2 separate regions of the Homo sapiens genome follow, and region 1 is linked to region 2. A link is a loop called in an ENCODE intact Hi-C map of the cell type or tissue named here. Cell type or tissue: CD4-positive, alpha-beta T cell. All regions are shown on one strand. Each heading gives the region's core, and the rest is flanking DNA. Links, peaks and the distances in the headings are about the cores only.

The links. A loop is a pair of places that touch in the nucleus more often than their neighbours do. Peaks named below come from ENCODE experiments on the same cell type or tissue, not always from the same donor. Only the 100,000 strongest peaks of a DNase experiment are listed, where the experiment ranks them.
Region 1: it touches region 2 in a loop (2.4-fold over the local background); 2 of 110 quality-filtered maps call a loop at or near these places.

The regions. Positions count from the first base shown.
Region 1 is chr6:44,921,134-44,929,481 of GRCh38, reverse strand. All of the region lies in intron 10 of SUPT3H (SPT3 homolog, SAGA and STAGA complex component), which reads left to right. Among named protein-coding and RNA genes, the nearest start is that of MIR586, 270 kb to the left of the region's middle. In CD4-positive, alpha-beta T cell, for the core only: no CTCF peak of the experiment used is centred there; DNase peaks (open chromatin) are centred at 2,721, 3,851 and 7,501; H3K4me3 peaks cover 408 bases; H3K27ac peaks cover 2,742 bases.
Region 2 is chr6:45,151,281-45,159,628 of GRCh38, reverse strand. All of the region lies in intron 2 of SUPT3H (SPT3 homolog, SAGA and STAGA complex component), which reads left to right. It also overlaps the pseudogene LOC100420052. Among named protein-coding and RNA genes, the nearest start is that of MIR586, 42 kb to the left of the region's middle. In CD4-positive, alpha-beta T cell, for the core only: no CTCF peak of the experiment used is centred there; a DNase peak (open chromatin) is centred at 3,368.

The DNA of each region.
Region 1 (8,348 bases), core at 214-8,213, 230 kb after region 2:
TAGAGATTTTGTCTTCATAGCATGTCATCCCAAATCTAGAGTTTTTGGTATATATTTAAATGTAACATCTAATTTAGAATACCCATAACAATGTGTATATATATATCCATTTACCAATAATTTGATATTGTTAATAGTTTACATGGAAACATAATTCAGATACTATATTTAAAAATCTGCTTTTAGCGAGTCATCTTTCTGTCTACTTTATGACTTCTGAAATAATTTTATACCAAATGACATGATCAATTTCAGGAATATAATTCATTATATAAAGAATTGTAAGTGAATTTTTCACCTTAGGAATTATTTAAAGTGATAGAAGAAAGGAATACTTAAAGCCATGTTAGCTGGGGAAGAAGGAGAAGAGTACAAACAATGCTTTGAATTGTAGTAGCTCCTGGAGTAGGAAGTACACAGGGAGAATGGCATAAACATCAGTCACCTGCCACACACCTGTGAACACCACATTCATGTGTGCTGTGGAGACACACACCATCCGTCCCCACTCAGTGGTTAACAACAGTACTCTCTTTGGCATATTGGTTTTCATTGGTGATTTGTTTCTTTTCTTTTCTTTTTTTTTTTTTTTTTTTTTTGAGACGGAGTCTCGTTCTGTCGCCCAGGCGGGAGTGCTGTGGCGCGATCTCCGCTCACTGCAAGCTCCGCCTCCCAGGTTCACGCCATTCTCCTGCCTCAGCCTCCCGAGTAGCTGGGACTACAGGCGCCCGCCACTGCGCCCAGCTAATTTTTTGTATTTTTAGTAGAGACGGGGTTTCACCGTGGTCTCGATCTCCTGACCTCGTGATCCGCCCGCCTCGGCCTCCCAAAGTGCTGGGATTACAGGCGTGAGCCACCGCGCCCGGCCCTTGTTTCTTTTCTGTATTCTCATTTATTCTCAATCCTACACAGAAGATAAGAGAAGGTATCTTACCTTCTTAAGTAATTTTCCTAAGTCAAGCTATTCATTAGATTAAATTAAATTAAACCAGAGCTAAGATTCAGGCCTTCCAACCCCTAGCTTCAAACACTTTCTCCTGAAATACACACTTTTGCAACTGTGCCCACCGTACCTCACTTTCTGTATACACACTCTAAAGAACCTTTAGAGAAACTAATTTTACTTTTTTGCTTCTTGTTTGTTTTTCTTAGTTCTAAAAATCACTTCAGATTCTATGATCTGCAGTATTCTAGAGTGCTTTTGCAACCTAGAATGTCCTGAGTGATTTTGATGCTTGCCATCTTATATTGCATTTTTATTCATAGTAGTTGATAATATGTGAAGTTATATTGTGTGGTGATTAAGAACTTCGATCCTGGAGCTAAATGGCTAGGGTCCAGATCCCAGCCCTGCTACCTACAAGCTGAGTAGCCTTACACAGGTTTTTTCACCGCTTTATGGCTGTTTCCTCATCCCTAAAGTGAGGATATTAGATTATACTTCATAATAGGATTTAAGAAGTACTGTAAGAACTAAGCTCTTAATAAATTATATTAGTAATAGTGGAAGTAGTAGTAGCTATGGTATATTTTTTAAAAGACATAAATAATACAAAGTAAGCGGAAACCATTCCACTCAACCACACTCAAATGCGTGTGCCTGTGCACACATATGTACACACCGAGCCTATCTGGCCTTACTCTATAAGCCCGGAAAAAAACTAAAAATTTCAATAATAATGTGGTTTGTTTATGGACTAATAGTTTGTACCATTGAAATTTAAATACCATGTAAAAATTATTGTTCCTGAAAATATTCATTTTTACTCTTTGGATTAATAACGGCTAAAGAATATAATTGTTTTTTTAATCACTGATCATCATAAATAAGTCTTAGCAACTGAGTGTACATACTTACCACCCGATTTTTTGCATACCAGCTAGGTTTTGCATACTAGCTCTGTGGAACAGAAATCTAAAGAACAAATGGGTGACCTAATTTATAAAGTTTCTTCAATTTCAGTGTTTGTGATTTTACATATTTGCATAAGTTATTGAAAAGGTTTTCAGAAATTGATGAATATATCAAAGTTGATACATTTTTTAATTACTGGGCTTATTTTTCTCAACTTTTAAAGTTTCTTCAGTTTACTCATTATGAAAGAAATGCTACTGTTAGAAAATTACGAAAATATAGAAAAATAAAGAATAGAATAAAACTTACATCCTAGAGATAACTACTGTTAATATATCACTACCTTTTCATCCTGCCCTTTTTCTTTGTATATACATATTAATAATTTAGCAAAATTGAGATTATTCTAATATTGTTACTTATCATTTTATAGTATATTATGTAGTCCTTAAAAACATGATTTGTAATAGCTTCATAATACACATTATACATCTAACTGTACCTTTATTCACTTAACCATTCCATTTTGTTCTTTATTTAGGTTATAAATAGTGATAGTGGATATTCTTGTATGTAAATATTTATCCATCTATCTAGTTGTTTCCTTATGATAGATTACTAGAAGTGAAATTCCTGGATCAAAGGATTGGACCTTTTAAATTTCCTGATAATCTTACCAAAATAATTCTTAGAAAACATGAATGACTTCATAATTGTATAAGTGGTATATGAGAGTATAAACTCAAATCAGCGTTGAATATTATCAGTTTTATTTTTGTCATTTTCCAGGCAAAAATAAAGTAGCAACTATAGCAGCTAATATTTGTTGAGCACTCATGCATCATGCACTGCACTGTACTGACTCACACAGGCCTCATGACGACCTTAACAAATAGAAACTATTGTTAATTTATAGATGAGAAAACTAACAGACTGTTACTAGCCTTCCCAAGTTAACATACAGCTAGTGAGTGATAGGATATTTTTGTTTTAATTTGTATTTGATAACTAATGATATTGAACATTTTTATATATTTACTAATAATTTGTATTTCTTTGAATTGAATTATGTCTTTGCCATTTTTTGTAGGGCATTAGATTTATTTGTATGAATCTACTAACTTATGTGAATAAATTTTTGTAATTAAAAAAATTTTTAAGACATTTATCAGTCATGAACAGTAAAACTTTTTGTCAGGTTTGTTGCAGGTATTTTTCCCAGTTCTCCATTTATCTTAATTTTTTTCTAATTCGATATGTTTTCAATATATAGGATTTTATGTAGTTAGGTCTACTGGTATTTTCCTCTATAATATTCCGTTGTCTTAAGATTTAAAAAATTGTATAACCTGAGATTAAATACACATCTGTATTTTTAATTATTTTTTATTCAACTATAATTCTACATTTTTATCTAATATATGGAATGAGAGTTTCTATAATATAAAAACTAAATATCAAAATATGCCAATCAATTAAATGAGTAATCTATCCAGTTCCTATTTATTAGGATTACTTTATTTATCATCTGTTAAATTACTACAAGCGTATCGCGGGTCTTTCTGTTTTCTATTCTGTATTATTTTCCAAAATTATTGATAATGTTTTGTATGTACTACCTGAATATATAAAGAATACAATATTGAGGAAGGGCCTCAGGGTCTAAAAATGGGTGTAACAAAGGTTTAAATGAATTGTCCCATCAGAAAATTCATTGGCATTTGTTTGAAGAATATTTTTTTCACAACCTAAAAATTCAAATGCTTTTGAATGGTAATGGTAATGATTTTAACAAAAACATTCTTAGAATTTACTTGTTCAGGGTTAGAAGTAAAGAGCATTTTAAAATGTTATGATTAGAGCATTTGGTGTTTTCTCTCAGAGAAAATAACTCTGAGGGGTAGTCTAGTGTTCTCTTATGTCACAGGGAAGGTGGTCAGACATGTTTTATCTAGATCTTCACTATTTACAAGCAGTGGGTGGTACCCATGGTTACCTACTCAAGCCTAGCTCTCAATGGGAAGTGCTGTAAATTGCTGATATAAACCCAGGTCTGTAATTTTGAAAGCCAGAGAAAGGAAACTGTGTTTGCCGAGTGTGATGACATAATCCCATCTGTAATGCCTAAATCTATTTTAGTTTCTCCTGATATTCACAGTAGAAAAATGTTAACCCTCTGAACTTGCATGTTATCAGGTAACTTTCTATTGAACTAGAATAGTGAGACAATAAAATTGCTCATTTAAGCATGGTCATTAACCTGAATAATACCTTAAGTGCATCTGTAGAAACAAATCTCTAGTCCTTACTGGAGAGGACTTGAGCTAGCCAGTTAGTCTGGACCTCTGAGAAGCTTTGTGCTGTACCCAAAGACACTTTGCAAGTGCATGACAGAACTAACCCTAGAATCCAGCCTCCTGACTCTCAGATTACTGTGCCCATTTACTTTGATGTAAATTTATTAGAGGGTACTAGAGATGTTTTCATATCATTAGTTTAGGGATGTTCATAATGGACTAATAGGGATCGAAAATATGAAAAATTTTTAAAGAATTCTTCACATTGAACTTTTAAAAACAAAAGTGGCATGGCAGATTGTTTTGATCATTTTGATCTAGAATTTCATATTTGCAAATATTTATGTCATGAGCACATTAGGTTTGTCTGCATCTTATGTGTTCAACCTGGAAAATTAAATGTCACAAAATATTAGAATAATTTTCAAATGTAAATACCAAGTAGAAATTGGGTAGAAATAAATTATATGTGTTTTTACTGGAAGTGAAAATTTTCATAATAAATTTTTTGAGAGTACTAAATCTATTATTACAGATTGGAAACCAAACATATGTTTAAAACTGTAGGCCACTGATCCTAAGGAAAAAAATTAACATGTAGCATATTTATCATATAAGAATAACCTGAAAGTGAGTATTTCCCAGAAAGATATGAAACATTTAATTTAATTACTTTTAATTTTAATCACCAGAGCCTTTTCTGTGTACAGCAGCTAAATACTCTATGGCTTACTGGTACCATAGGCTTCAATAAATTCTTACTAATCCTACCCATTAAACTTTTTCTTTATTGGTTGACCTGTATTCTTAACTCTTTCAGTGGTTTTATTCTAAAACTACAGCATTTCCTAAACTAAATTCTGTAGAAGACAAGTATTCCAAGAGGTATTAAGTCTGTATTTGTGTAAGGAAGATCCACTCTTAAAATTTCACTCAGTAAGTATAGGTGTATTTTGAAGTCAAAGTTATGGATGACAGTTGGAATATTATATCCATTAATGTCCACTTTATTTTTGTATATTTTTAATTGCACAGCATTGAAAAGAGTTTGATTCAAAATACAGCCGTTTTTAATAATGTGCTATACAGGCCTGCAAAAGTCTTGGTGCAAAAGAAATAGTAAAAATTATTTGTTTGAAAGTTGTTTCACTAACAATATCTGGCACGTGCTTCCATTTCTAAACTGGAAAGTGTTTAGAGGGAATCAATATATGGATTTCTTATCCAGCATAATTCTTCAAGGTTTTCTGGAAAATATTTTTAAATGAATCTTAAAACACTGTAAGCTACTTAAAGATGTCACAAAGAAAATCTCCGTCATCTGAGGATCCTTCTCTGACAAATATTTATTGAAGTTTGAGAGTTAAATTTATTTTGCTTCGTCTATTGAAACCATATTTGGTGAACTTCATTTTCCGCTATTGTAAGCATAACATCATGAGTCTACATTGCCAACTGGAGTTCTATTATAAAATTGTTTATTGTTTTTTTGTTTTTTGTTTTTTTTAATCAGCAGGCAGATGTGGGGAGAAGGGAAGAGAGATCTTATCTCATTTAAACTCTCTGCAGCAATATCTTACCTTGGGGCAGCCAGTACATTTGTTTATAAGAAATTATTCAGTTCTGTTTTGAAAAATCCTGGTATTGCCAATAACTAATGTTTGTCTCTGTGGTATACAGTGACTGTTCAAACACATTTTACTCTTTCCTGCTTTCACTTTGTGTTATTAGTAAACACCTGAAATTTAGTTCAGCACAGGACATACATCCTGAGGTGATAGACTTACTTGCACAATTTTATTCAGAGTATATTTGGGCTGCTTTAAATATCAAAAACAAAACCTAAATTCCAAGACGTAACTTACTAATCAACAGAACAATTATGAAAAGTTCAAATATAAAACAGTGGATGACATAACCTTTATTTGGAGTAGCACAAAAATTGTGATAGACATTCAAACCAAACATCTATGGAGACCCTAGAATACTCCAAAGAATCCTAGAATTTTCAGGAACATAGTCTGGAAAAGCAAATCACTTTTCTCTAATGGGGGACATAAAGCAGCAATGAAAGATGACAGTCTTAATCATCCCTCTGTATTTTCTCCAAGTTTATATATTTCAAAGTCTTTTTAAATTGGTAGTACTTCAAGAAATCTATTTTTGTTATAACAGGTATACTGTATCTTGAGGAATAGAGGAAGAATTTGATCATGAGTGCAAGGAAAGGGGTAATTTATACCAAATAGAAACCTTTTGAGTGGAATATTCTAAAAGGACTAAATCTTGAGGTTTAAATGTTGTTACAGTTTCTGGGTTTTTGCTGTCTTCTGGAGGAATGGAAATCGAATGAAGAAAATCCTTGGAGTGACTCTGAAAAGGAAAATATGGCTTTAAAAAAATTACAGGATTCTTTTAACTCATGAATTCATGAAAGCAGCACAAGGATTAGCCAGGAGAAACTAAACTAAGTTGAGCTATTTCTAAATTTTAAAATTGTGCTGTAAAAATGGCAAGAAACTTCTTTAAAGTCTATGAAGAAACAAGAAGATTATAAATACTCAGATAGATGACTCTTTCAGTACATTAAGTTGCTCATGTTGACCTAGCAAAAATATTATTTTCATTTTTTAAGTATTTTATATACAAATTAGTTGAATATTAGAAAAATAACATATCAGTTCTATTTAAATAGATTATTTATTTACTATTGCCAGAAACATCTAACATTCATAAGTGTGTTTTGTTTAAGTGAAGCATTTGTATACTGTTTTATTGATAGTGTGACAAAAAAATCCCCTCCAAATACCTGTGATGAGAGCCTGTTGAACTGTAGGTGATTTACTTTTTGGTGATTTCTTAAATAGTGTTACATAACTTTAGTCAACAAATGTAATCATTGAAATGTCCTTTAATTTACTGATGTAGCTGCAAAGTTAATCCCAGAACATAATAAGTGGATTGTTTTAAATAGGAAATTTGCACCTTTCAAAAATGAAACTGATACCTTACTCTTATTGTGCCCAACATATATTTAAGACTATATGCAAGTTAGTTAAAATGTGCGGGAAAAAAATAATTATGCCTTGTTTTCCTAACCAGTGTTTTAATTATGATTTGATTTAAACCAAATCCCCTAGGCTATGTATGCACAGATCAAATCTCCCATCCCCACATACTGCCTCTGCATGACTCTAGGATGCGAGAAGAGAAAATTCATAGTCCATATGTCAGTCAGATGTTAATTTTTGCCCTGGCACCTGGATAGGTTCTCCCACCTGATTAGAGTGCACTCGCAGCTCTGGGCATATGCCCAATAGGTGGAGTATGCTCTCTAGATCAGGAAATATTTTGACTGATTAGTTGGCAGAGGTCATGAGGACAGAGCCCAGTGTCAGGCTCTGAGTTTGCCCAGGCGCATTCAAGGTGACAGTTGGGCTGCTGTGCCTCTCTGGTGGAAATAGCAGGGAGGGAGTATTTGAGTTGACTTTCTGGCTGCAGAAGTTCACAGCCTGGCCTACAGATTTCTGTCAATCCAATTCAAACACTTGTGTAGATTTTACAGTTTCCAGTAGAGACGTTAGAGACTACATTTCTGGCTCTGATTTCACTCTATATTCCTGATCTAACCCAAAAACCCATACCTGTATTCAAGACTAATTAGGTAAGATCCTAATAAGTAAATGAGTTATAGTTGACAAATATTTCTCATCCAAGCAGGGTTTTGGTGTTCAAAAGAGAAAGAGAAAAAAGAAAAGAGAGCTAGCTTGGTTTCTACACTGTGCTTTTCTCTGAAGCCACTGTCTAAAGAAGAAAGTATTAGGGGTTGATCTTCATGTTGGTGACCTAACTTTGCCTTAATTTTTGATGGCAAACAATGTCTATCGTTCACACAACCAGCTTGCAAATGGTTAAAATAAAAAATTAAGGAGGCAGGGCAAGACTGTGTACTGCTATGAGTCAATCTGTCACCCACCACTGCTAGAAAAACAATCCAAAGTACATGCCTTCCTGATAGAATGAAAGCACACTTCGCATACAAAGGACAGCACTTGATTTTTGAGTATGGACAAGAATCCGTATCTGTACAACTGAACTACATGTGACCATTATTAACATCCACATGTGTCCTGAGATCCTTATAGCTTTGATACCTGCATTTATTCAATAAGCATGTGCCAAACATTGTGTTAGAA
Region 2 (8,348 bases), core at 303-8,302:
TAATTTATTTAAAACAGGATCTCTGACTGTTCAGAAACTATGTAGATGAATTGTGAGTTATGGGTGAATCTACATGGTTCTTGCTGGCCTCCATGACTGAAGAAAGCTTGATGTTTAGATATTGGGTGAGGCTATTGATGGCTCTAGATCCAAGGATGACAACCTGTCTCTCCGTAAACCCTTTCTCTGGGATGACTATTTTGATCTGTGCCTGAGATAACTGATCATGCTAATTGATTTTGAAGCCTAGAGGCCTAATTAGGCAGCCAATTAAGTAATTTCGAATAGTGACTTCATGATAAGTAATTTGAGCCAGTTACGTTCAGGTGTGCCCAGTAACAATCTTTCACCTCTGTAGAGGTGGAATCAATGTCATTGAATCCCATATTGCATCATTGGAAAATGGGTCTGCTGCATTGACAGTAAGTTAAGTACAGCTTGATCAAATCTGGTCAGTTCAATAGGATATTGTGCTTGAAGAGCAGAGGCTTGACAACCTACGAAGAAAGGTGACTGGAGAACTGAACATCTTGGTCATCCCCTTCAGTGGGGAGGAGAGAATGGGAATGTAGGGACTGGATTCTAACACAACTGCATAGGTCATCCTGACATACTACATTATGGATTTTAGAATGCAGCAGTGATGAACACTCAGTCAAATTGAAATGTGTCTTCCTTGCCATTGGATTTGAGTCCTTTTGCTCTGATTTTTTTGATCTTGTAACCACACTTTCTGATGAGATAGCCCCACTGACCAGCAAGGACCACCTACCTCAGGGTGACTAGTAGTAGTGGAGTGTCTTGTTTTCCCATTACCTACATATTCTTGGTAACAGATGCTATAGAATGTGTTCATATCAGGATATGACCTCTGGTTCTGCACCATCATAGTATAAAATAGGTGAGTGAGTAGGGTGGGCAATAGGAATATTTCTGGAAGCCATTCCTATACTCTGACAGCTAGCGATAACCATACAAGGAAGTGGCTGGGTATGTCTCACCCCAAATCAAAGGTATCCCCAAGTCATCCCTTCCTTAGCAGGATTCCAAAAATGTCTGATCTAGAAGAGTGTTATCCTGTGTAGAGTTCAGATGTTTTGAGGTTGGTGGAGTCAACCCAGAACTTAGAACGTGGCTGTGAACTAGTGTTCCTTCTTCTAGGGCCCAAGATTTACTTTTATTGCCAGTCGTAGGTATGCTTCCTTCTGGACACTACAGTTTATCAAGTTGAACATTACCCTATTTCAGTTGCAGTGAGCCGAGATAGTGCCACTACATTCCAGCTTGGGTGACATAGTGAGACTCCATCTCAAAAAAAAAAAAAAAAAAATATATATATATATATATATATATGTATATTTATATATATAAAATATAGGCATTATCTATCTATCTATCTATCTATCTATCTATCTATCTATCTATCTCTATGGTTTCTACCCAGACCAATTAAATGATTGTAGATCAGAGTCAGGGAAGAAGTGACTCTGTTAGGGGTTGAATTTATAAAATAATTATATAATATATATTAGTATATAAATATATTAATTATAAATTATAATAATTTATAAATAAATTATAAATGTGATTCTTTTTTAAATCCCCTAGAGCATGGATGGGTCATGTTGAGGAGTTATAATTACGTATTATTAATAATTACTATAATTACAGAAATTATAAGTTTAGATATATAGTTTTTAGAATGCTGATCATGATCTATAACGATTCTCATCCTTGGCTACACATTAAAATTACCTAAAAAGCTTTTTAAAAATATAATGCTGGCCGGGTGCGGTGGCTCACTCCTGTAATCCCAGCACTTGGGAGGCCGAGGCAGGCGGATCACGAGGTCAGGAGTTTGAGACCAGCCTTACCAACATGGTGAAACCCTGTCTCTACTAAAAATACAAAAATTAGCCGGGCATGGTGGTGCGCGCCTGTAATCCCAGCTGCTCAGGAGGCTGAGGCAGGAGAATAGCTTCAACCCGGGAGCTGGAGGTTGCAGTGAGCTGAGATAGTGCCACTGCACTCCAGCCTGGGTGACACAGTGAGACTCCATCTCAAAAAGAAATACATATGTATATATATATTTATATATATAAAACATAGGCATCATATATATACATATATGTATGTGGTTTCTACCCAGACCAATTAAATCAGAATCTCTTGGGGTTGGAGTTCTTGGCATTGGTACGTCTTTCAAATCTGTAGGTGAGTCTAATGTGCAGCCAAGTTGAGAATGACTGGTCTTGTCATACATTATAAATGTATGATCTGATGATACATTATAAATGAAATGTTAAATAATATATTGATTTTTGGAGGTTGGTTCTTAAATACTGTTTTTAAAAAGAATGTTTCAAAATATAAAAATTGATAACCATTTTTCTTAATCATATGTTGCTTGTTAAGCCTCTCCAATTATTATGAGATTATTGAAACTCTTTTCTACGATGTTGTATATAAACATAGTCCATGAAGTTGAATACATTTGTGAAGTTAAAAAAAGGATGGGAAGATTTCACCAGTGTTTTAACAGAAATAAATAATATTTTTGCCAGATGATTGCATTTTCATGGAAAATTATTGGAAGTTGCATTCCTTTAACTTATTAATGTTCTCTGATCAAATCAACAGATCAAGTATAGGTGGTAGTTTCTGTTAAGTTCTTTACACATGTGTCTTGATTTCAACTAGATTATCCAAGTCTCACTTTTTTTTCACTAAAACCATAAAAATTATGGTACTAAATCATGGAATTACTTCATTAAATGTCTATGTGTCAACAAATATTTCACACTAGCTTTGGAAGTTATTGTAAAAAGTGTTCTGATAAAAAAATCAAAAACTTCATCATTCTAAAATATATATATATATTAAGAGAAAACCAAGGGTTTTAAAAATATAGAATGGGGACATTTTAAAAAACTCATTTCTTGTTATACTCATAAACTTATTTATGTTTCTTTGGGTTAACAGATGAATTCTGCAAAGCTGACACTGATTTAACATTTTTATAAACAAAGATTCCAGAAATTTATTGAAATTATATTAATTATATTAGTATTAGAACAGAAAATATATATTATTATATTAGTATCAGAACAGAAAAGGGAAAGAAAAGGGAGCTAGCATTTTGAAATTTATGTTAGTCATTGAGCCTATGCCTTTAAATGTGACAGCAAAGGTTATCGTAAGAAGTGTTTGCATTGTATCTTTTGACCACTCTAGAACTCAGGAAGGATGCAACAGTTTTGTTAGTTAAAAAACACTATACAAATGTTGAGGATATCTGCATGACCTTAGGAGACTGAAAGCATTTTTGTCATCCTGTGATAAGAGTAAAACCAGGTGGCTGTATTCTGTGGCTTAGGATGTGGGTTTCTTTGTTTCTGATAGTCTCAGACACTGAGAGAAACAAGTTACATATGCAAAATGAGCTTATGCTCATGCTTAAAATGTTTTTAAGCATCGTGTAGCTTGGTAGCATAATTATTGGCCATAGAATCTTCCATTGGCTGTTTTTTTGTGACAAGCTATTTTCTTTTTTCTTCTTCTTTTTTAAATCCCCTAGAACATAGATGGGTCATGTTGAGAAATTATAAACATATTATTTACTCTAAGAGGTAATGAGTTTGGCTTTATTGTCCTTGAATTTGAACGTTAGATGAATTATTTGCTGTAAGGTATAGTTCAAAAATATAAATTTGCCCATTTTTGGGTAGATTGGCCTATCATTTATATATAAGTGAACTTTTACTGGTTTCTTCAACAGAATGCTTCATAGTAGCTTCAAGTTAGCTCCATTGCCCTAATATGTGGGGGTTTTCCTGAGTACAGTGACCCTGGAATCTCAGTCTTGCCCCTTAGTCCTTTTCCCCTTATTTATCTATAATTATGTAACAGTGAAAAGGAGGCGTAGCATGACTAACTCCATTTTTGTTCCTAACTCCCCATCCTTCATGCTCTCTTTTAGGTTAGCTGCTTTTGCTTATCTTTGTACATAGGCCAAGCTAACTATGGGAGGAATTTAGCTTATAGTTTAAAGCAAGGATGATAATAGTCCCTTCCTTGAAACTAACTCCTGAGGAGATAAGGAGGGTTTACACAGAAGTAACAATGTAGTGTTAAAAGATTTGTTGAAGCATTGTGACCTGACCAAGGACAAAGAAGTTTCAGTCTTCTTTGACCGTCACTGCTGCCCACATCAGCCCCTTCCCTCATCTCCCTTTCCCCCACATAAAAGGAGCCTAAAATTCATATTAACTTAAGATGGTTCTTTAGGACACTAGTTCACCATCTTCTTGGTATGCTGGCTCTCCAAATAGAAGTCACTTTCCTTGCCTCTTGACATCTTGGCTGTCATGTGGCAAGTGGTAAGAGCTTTGAACTTCGTTACAATTCATTGTAAAACAACATTCTCAATTAATTGGTTATGAAGCAAAGTCTACTTAATATTTTATGAGAATATTTATGGTTCAACATATATATTTGAAATAGGAAGTTAGAGCTATCTTAATCACACATTCTAATGAGCCCAGTAAGATGCATTTTTTGTTTCACACTAATTTTGTTGTGCCATTTTTTTCAAACCTAACTTTTTTCCTTCTAAGATGAACAGAGTTTCACTCCAAATTGCAGATCAAACACTACCTTCTCCACGGAAGTCATGTACTGACTGTCCATATTATCAGGCACGTAGGTACAGAGGCCAAGGGAGAGCTTCCCCTTTGCCCTCTGAAGGTTCTCTGAAAATGAACTGACAAAAGGCAGATTAATAGGGGAAAGGGCATACACGTTTATTTAACAGGTATAACACAGGGGAATTGCAAGAGAATGATTACCCAATAACCCAATGAGGTTTAGATGCTACATATTCTTCCTCATTGGGGATAGGGTTGATGGGTGCAGGGCAGGATGTAGGAGTAAATGATTTTTAGGGGATATGAATGAGCCTGAAGAACAATGGCCTGGGACTAAGTTCCTCTGAACTGGAGTCAAGGAGCAGGAAGGTGAGAAGCACAACTTCACTGTGAACAAAAGTTGTCCTATTATGCACATAAATTCCCTCAGGTAATCTCTAGAAGCTGCTCTCACAATAGATGAAAAGTCTATGTGAGCATGGTGACTACTCACTGAAGTTTTCTCTCTTCTCTAGTGGTTAATTGGTCTTGATTATTTGATGAGATTCTTGGGAGGAGGTCTGTTATTTTCTGAGCCACAACACTGGCATAAGATACCTTTCTTAGCCTTGATGCCATTCTTGGAAGTTTTCTTCTTCTTCTTTTTTTTAATTGTTCAGTCATTTCTTCATTGAACAGACATTGACTAAGCATCATCCTCCAATTGTTTCGTTTCAAACACTTCCTAGAATCCTTCCTATATAGTAGGTGTGAAGTAAATAATATGTGAATTAATTGACTATATGGATTTCAAGCTACTTGTGTTTTAAGCTAAGTAGGCAAAACCAAAAGTATTGATTGACCTTTGGGATTTTCTTTATTTGAAATTAGTTCTAACATAGGAGGACTAAGCGCTTTTTTTTTTTTTTTTCTTGAGACAGAGTCTTGCTCTGTTGCCCAGGCTGTAGTGCAGTGGCGTGATCTCAGCTCACTGGAACCTCCGCCTCCCGGGTTCAAGCGATTCTCCTGCCTCAGCCTCCCGAGTAGCTGGGTCTACAGGCATGCACTAGCACGCCTGGCTAATTTTTTTGCATTTTTAGTAGAGACAGGGTTTCACCATGTTGGTTAGGCTGGTTTCGAACTCCTGACCTTAACTGATCCACCCGCCTCAGCCTCCCAAAGTGCTGGGATTACAGGCGTGAGCCACCGTGCCCGGCCTAAGCTCTGATTTTTTATCTTGCCCAAATTCCAACCTACAGGCATGTGCCACCACTACTGGCTACTTTTGTATTTTTGGTAGAGGCAGGGTTTCACCATGTTGGCCAGGCTGGTCTCGAACTCCTGACCTCAAGTGATCCATCAGCCTCGGGCTCCCTAAGTGTTGGGATTACAGGTGTGGGCCACTGTGCCCAGCCAACATTATCTTTTGACCTATCTTTGTTAACACAAATATGCACATTTTTCATTTAATTTTTAATAATGTATTATAGTTCCTATGCAGGTTGAGTCATCAGTTTCTTTTCCTTGTTGCCTTATTAATTTTACTTTATTATTGAGAGTTGTTTCACAAACATGAGACATATATTCTGATATCTACTTGTTGTTCCTATTAAGTGATTAATTATTGTTGTCCCTATTAAGGGACTAATTTATTCAACTAACATTATTGTGTGCCTATCATGCCTAAGGCATTGTTCTGGCCACTAGGGCTACACTAGTGAAGAAGATGAAGGTTCTGTCTTCATAAAGCTTACATTCTAATGGCAGAAGTAGACAACAAACAGATACATGATATTATGTCTGATAGTGGTAAGTCCTAGGAAGAAAAATAAAGCAGGATAAGGGGATGGAATATGATAGAAGCTGATATTTTCAATATGATGACCAAGAAAGGCCAATCTGAAAGGTGATATTTGAGCTAAGATCTGAATGCCATTATGCCAGAATGCCCTAGATACTGCTATATTGCTCTTCCTGTGTGAGAGAATAGCAAATGTAAAGATGTTTAGGGAGGAATGTATTTGGTGTGTTTGAGGAACATCACAAAGGCTATTTGGTAAGGGTAGAAGGTATATATAGATGAGGGCAAAGAAGCCAGACCTTGTAGGGCATGATCAGGAGTTGTGATTTTATTTAAATGTATATATATTTTTTTACTTAAAGGATTTTGATTAGGAGAGCATATGATTAAATTTAAAAGGATTACTCTAGGAGCTGGGTGTGGTGGCTCATGCCTGTAATCCCAGCACTTTGGGAGGCTGAGACGAGTGGATCACTTGAGGTCAGGAGTTTGAGACCAGCCTGGCCAACATGGTGAAAACCCGTCTCTCCGAAAAATAACAAAAATTAGCCGGGCGTGGTGTTGCACACCTGTAGTCTAGTTACTCGGGAGGCTGAGGCACGAGAATCACTTGAACCCGGGAGGCACAGGTTGCAGTGAGCTGAGATAGGACTACTGCACTCTAGCCTGGGCAAGAGAATGAGACTGTGTCTCAAAAATAAAAATAAAAGGATTCCTCTAGCTGCTTTGTGGAGGAAACACATCAGGTGGGACAGAGGTGAAAGCAGACAACCAGATAGACGTCTACTAGAACTGCCCAGGCTAGAGATGATAGCAGCTTCGCTTAAGGCATTAGCAGTTGGAGATGTGAAAATTGATTGCATTGTGGAAATAAATATTCTAAAGGTAGCTCGCAAGATTTGCTAATAGATCTGATGTGGTGCACAAGAAAAAGCAAAATGTTGGAGATGATTTTAAGGCCTTTGGGCTTAAGAATTGGGAATGGTGGTGCCAATGAGATAGTGAGGAACTACTTTTGGAGAAGAAAATTAAGATTTTCTTCTTAATTTTGGGTGTGTTCTGTTTATGATACCAAGTTAGCAGTGGGATCAGAGAGTCCAGAATTCTGGGGAAAAGTTAGCATAGAAGTTTGGGAATCGGCTTATAGATGGTATTTAAAGATTTGGGACTAGATGAGGTCACCTAGAAAGTATATGTAGATATAGAAGAGAAGTTGATCTGAGAATTGAGCCCTCAGGAACAAGTTAATGTTACAAGAACAGAAAGAGAACCAACCAAAGAAACTGAGAAGATGCTGCTGTTGAGATAGAAGAAAACCAGTAGAGCATGGTGTCCCAGCAACCAAATGAAGAAGGATTTCAGAAAGGAAAGACTGAACTGTTTTAATGCTAAGGGCCTTTATCACTGGGCTAACTTAGCTAGCCTATTGGTAGACAATACTTGCCTAGAAAAGAGAAACTTGATATAAATTGATGTTAATTTTAAAAATACTTTGATTTAGAAAACAGTTACAATTATGAATTAGAATTACATTTTTACGTCATAATTAATTACCTGTAAGATTTAATGCCCAGTGTTGGAGGAAGGTTAAACACTTTTAACTTGTTTTAAAGTGAGTACAGTTAACTTTCTGTTTCTAAGGGCCTGATTTAAGCATTTCTTTGCCCAGCTTCACTCCATTATAATCTAGTCTTTGTGTGATAGTCTTAAATGGCTACATATTTCTAAGAATATCAGTTTGATATGAGCAATCTTAATTACAGATAATCTGAAATACTTTTGTCAATATGAGTGCTATATATGGTGGTATATGGGCTTTCAATCTTTTTGAAACTTGCTTAACAGAGGATATTTGAAAATAGATTTAGAATAGTGTTTGTAGAAATTAGCCAATTAGAATAGTTTTTTCCCAACACTGAATT